Regions from separate parts of the Homo sapiens genome. Here region 2 is linked to region 1. The links are chromatin loops, found by intact Hi-C in ENCODE. Cell type or tissue: MCF 10A. All regions are shown on one strand.

Region 1 (2,500 bases):
CTCAGTGACAAATTGAATGAAAACGTGAAGTATTTGCTGGGTTAGCCTACCTTTGCAATAAACATAACCAAAAGATTGGACTATGTCTTAAGTATATTACTAAGGGTGTTTCTAATTTTGACTACCTTTTAAAAATATTTTCATATGAAACATTTCAAATAGGATGCAAGAGTAAAGAAAAGGGTATGATGAACCCCCAGTATGGTATTGTGAACCCTAATGTACCCACCATCCAGCTCCAACAATTGGCAACCCTTGGGCAATCTTGCTCCATCTATTCTGCTAACTACTTCCCTGCTTCTGGATTATTTTGAAGCAAATCTCATTTCATTACATCACTTCAACCATCAATACTTCAGAATATCTCTTTAAAAGATTAGAATTCTATTCTTATACCTAGCTGCAATACTATTATGCTACCTAAAAACATTTATAGTAATTTCTTGATGTCATTAAATATTCAACTCCAACTACTTTTTGCATAATTATATACAAGTTAATTGTATAAAAGCTGACATATTCACATGAAAATGACAGCTGCCAAAGGCAGAGGCCCAAAATCCCTGAATGTTCTTAGTTAGATTTAAATTATTGATAGAAAAGAATGTCTTGCCTAGGCTTCAAGAACAAAAGTCTATTTCAGTAAAGAAAGCAATTCACTTTTAGGAGCATTTACTTTCCCCAGTGTACTTAAACAGTACATTTAATCCATCCACTTAACTAAAAATGATGGAGTGCCTGCACATGGAAAATTGAAAGCATTTTATTTTTAGGCTCAAGTTGTAGAACTCTATACATGACCAAGAAAACATCATAGAAATCTAATGAAGCCAGCTTGACTAAGCCAGCAGTTGGTTAATTTTTTGGTTTAATACAGAAAAACTGTCTTGAGTTTTTCACTGGTAGGTTAGAAAAATCAAGAATATAGACTATTGGAGCCCCAAATACTGAATTCTGGGACTGCTTCCATGGTATATTGACAATCCAGATGGTGTGTATGTATGTGTGTATTTAGTCTACTCAATTTTTATCACATGTATAGGTTCATATATTTACCGCCACAGTCAAGATATAGAACAGTTTCAATACAGGGATCCCTCACACTACCCTTTTATAGCTACAGTGGGTTTTTTTTAAAGGTATGATTCAGGAACCACCTGCATCAGAATCATCTGCAAGTGGGGGCCAGGTATTGCTTAAACAGGGCCTCACTCAACAACAGCTGAGTCATGAGTCAGAGATGCCAAAGACTGGATCTGGAAATCTGCATTTTAACAAGATACCAAAGAAATTTTTATTTATACAGTACTAAGTTTTGAGAACCTTTGTCTTATTTCAGCATTCTGTCTAGAGTGTATATTTTACTTAAAACTAGGCCTGAAGATATCCAGAACTTTTAAATTAAGGTACAATTAGAATTGTTGCATCTAAATATAATGAATCTAGTCCAAGCTCAAATGGAAAGGCTATTTTGGAATTAGAGGAGAAAAGCAATGTGTATAGTGTAGAGAAAAGCCATGTGTATAGCTGCATATAGAGTCAACTAAAATTGCAAAGTTTAGACTGTAAATTCCAAAATAGACAATATCAAACAAACCTCTTTACTAGCTCCTACCTAGGCACTGTGCTAGGTACTTCACAAACACAAGGTATTTCACCTTCATCTTAACTCTGTTGTGGGTCTGAAGGTTCACATTTTACAGATGAAGATACAAAGGCCCAGAGAAAAACTTATCCAACAGATACAGAGCTGGTAAGCAGCTGAGCTTGGGTTCAAATATACTAATAGATATGCCTGACATCAATATTCAACTCCGTGATGCCAAGAATTATATATAAAACACAGGACAGTAGAAACAGGTTGGTATGAATACTCTCCAAATGTCCTTTTTTTTGTGATTGAAATTTTATTCTCATTAAATTTTACTGCTGTTGTCATCCTTTTTGTTTGGGGATAGGATCACGATAGGACAGGACAGTGCCACCCAAAGTATCTGTTACCAGACTGCAACTTAAGTATAAAAATTGGGAGTAACCATTCAGAAACTTTCATAGCAATTTGACATTAATGTGACATCCAAGTGAATGATCAGCGGATTTGTCTCATTAAACAAAACAACGGCCAGTGCAGAATGCCAAACTTGCAGGGTGACTCCCACATGACTCAATACATACTGATCATACACAGCAGTACCATGCATGGGTCTGTGACGGGTTTAAAAAAAAAACAAATGGGTCTTTCCCTACAGATAGCTTAAAAAGCACTAGGCTTTGCAGTTGAAGTTTAAAGGTGTAATAAATGTACTCTGCTTCCCATTTGTCCCTGGTACAGGGCAGATACAAGGTGACCAGCCTCTCAGAAGCTGCCCAAGCCCTATAGAGCCTCCTTTGGGGACTTATCAAGGTGTCCTCAGACTAGTGACCATGACACCAACTATGCTGTTCTTTCACCAAGGTCAGTTCTTAACATGTTTAATTATTTCATAGAGAGTGGGCATGT
Region 2 (2,500 bases), 85 kb after region 1:
AAGAAGTAACTATGTGAGATGATAGACATGTTAATTTGCTTTATGACAGGACTATTTTACTATCTATATGTATCCCATAACATTGTGTTGTAAACCTCAAATATATACAATACAATTTATTAGAAACAATAAACAGAGAATGATAACTAAAGTCCTGATCTTCCTAGCACAATACTTTTACCAACTCCAATTTTTGCATGTTCTGGCTCTACAAATGAGATGAGGGAAAAGAGAACACAAATTCCCTATACATTTCTGATGCAGTAAACATAGCAATTGAAAATAGAATGCTGGAACTGTAATTCATGTGTAAAATTACACTCACTGATAAAAAATTTTTTCACATTACAGTAAATTTGCCCTTGAGAAAACGTGGTGAAATATTTCAGGTATTATTTTCTGTCAGCCTAGCCAACACGACCCAGGGTACTTTTATTCTTTCCAAGTCCTCATAATTGCTAGAGAATTTGTTCATTTCTTTAATGATAAATATTGTAGGAACACGAGAGCAGGTGTCCCTGAAATAACATTAATTAGGCAAACTAAAATCACATATGCATAAAGAACAAGAACAAAAGTTCTCTATTTAGAGCTAGTAAAAGCATGACTGGTATAAAGCTTACTGTCACGTTGTTGTCATTGTCACCATCATCATCCTTGTTATCATCTAATCGCAAGGCAATCTCACTAAAGACAGACAGAATTCTCATATTCTTTCACGGTCCCTAATGAGATTACCTTAACCCTATCCCTAGCTCTGCACATCCTGTGACATTAAATGATGCTTGTAAAGGACCATCTCTGCTAGATAATTTTGGTATTTTCATTCTTTTCTGAAAATCAGTACAGATTACCCAGGCTTTGCACCCCCAGAGGATCTGAGTCAGTGTTTTGGGATAGAGCCCAGCCATCGGTATGTTGTAAAAGCTCCCCAGGTGATTCTGATGAATCAAAACACAGAAGACTGGGCTCTGTCCCAGAATGACTGACTCAGAATCTCTGGGGCTCAAGGCCTGGGAGACATTCACTTCAAAAAACCTCCCCTGGGTGACTCAGATGCATATCAGAGAGTGAGAAATGCTCTCCTCAATTGACAGGCATAAATCTATCCACAACATCAGGAGGATACACCGGAGTTACAACCAATATCAAATGAATATTTGAATACAGACTCCAGCCATGGCCATAGCTAATCTCCCGTTGGCTTTCCAATTTGGATAAATGCTAAATTTGCTCATTAGGGTAGCTGTTGGCATATTTAAATATACCATGGAGACTGCAACTTTAGTGCATCTCTTGCATTTTCATATATTCACAAATCACCTTTATGAAGACTAGCTTCACAGAAAATAATTTTTTAAATGCACGTTAACAAGAACAGAAACCAAGCAACAGCCTCAATTTGAGAAAATGTTTAATTTTACCATAGGAATCTTTTTGTTCCCTCTCTTCACATGTTAAAATAAATCTGAGGCTATTTACAAAACCTTGTGCTGAATTAAGTGAAACACAAATGAAACAACCCTCATTATTAAAAGTCTATAAATTAAAATAATAACAAAGGCTGACCCCAAACTCCACCTAAGATGAGAGCAACCCGACATTTCAAGAAGAAACACTTTCCCAGAGAACAAGTCATGAAGCATGACATCTTAAAACTCCAGAGTACAAAATGTCAACACCAAAAGGACTGAGTTGGTAAAAATTGAGAAAGAGTGGGTACTGAGAAGTAAAATCTGTTTCAAACAAAACTAACTCCTGCAAGATTTTGCACTTCACTGAATAACTACAGCACATTGGTGTGTTCATTTTTTTCTTTTTTCTCTACAGATTCATTCCTTCTACTTTGTACAAGCCCTAACAGTAAGCTATAAAAATGTCATAAATTATTACAGTGCAAATAGTGTAAAATCTTATGCTCACAAGGAGGTCCAAAGTGGTAATCATGCATTCCTTAGTTTGAAATACAAAGAAAAACATGCTTTTTGCTTACAAAGTAAAATGATGACAATTGCAAAACATCTCAGTAGAACTGGTACCTAATTTCTGTTGCCAGTGAAGGGAGGGGAGATATTAGGACAGGTGTTAGAAAGGACAATGGTATAACTAAACCGTCATTCACTTAATGGAAGTCCCAGTATGATGAAAGAACAATGTTATTTTTAGATCAAATCCTTCCTATCCAGCATGTCAGTATAAAAATTGCTTCTCAGAGAACCAAAATAGGCCGGGCACAGTGGCTCATGCCTGTAATCCTAACACTTTAGGAGGCCGAGGTAGGCGGATCACCTGAGGTCAGGAGTTCGAGACCAGCATGGCCAGCATGGCCAGCATGGCGAAACCCCATCTCTACTAAAACTACAAAAATTAACTAGGTATGGTGGTGCATGCCTGTAATCTCAGCTACTCAGGAGGCTGAGGCAGGAGAATTGCTTGAACCCAGAAGGCAGAGATTGCAGTGGGCCGAGATCGCACCACTGCACTCCAGCCTGGGTAACAG

Evidence for each region. A loop is a pair of places that touch in the nucleus more often than their neighbours do. Peaks named below come from ENCODE experiments on the same cell type or tissue, not always from the same donor. Only the 100,000 strongest peaks of a DNase experiment are listed, where the experiment ranks them.
Region 2: it touches region 1 in a loop (6-fold over the local background); 2 of 110 quality-filtered maps call a loop at or near these places.

Annotation. Positions count from the first base shown.
Region 1 is chr14:57,747,302-57,749,801 of GRCh38, forward strand. All of the region lies in intron 1 of SLC35F4 (solute carrier family 35 member F4), which reads right to left. Among named protein-coding and RNA genes, the nearest start is that of SLC35F4, 120 kb to the right of the region's middle. In MCF 10A, no CTCF peak of the experiment used is centred here; DNase peaks (open chromatin) are centred at 1,200 and 2,160.
Region 2 is chr14:57,832,513-57,835,012 of GRCh38, forward strand. All of the region lies in intron 1 of SLC35F4 (solute carrier family 35 member F4), which reads right to left. Among named protein-coding and RNA genes, the nearest start is that of SLC35F4, 32 kb to the right of the region's middle. In MCF 10A, no CTCF peak of the experiment used is centred here; a DNase peak (open chromatin) is centred at 979.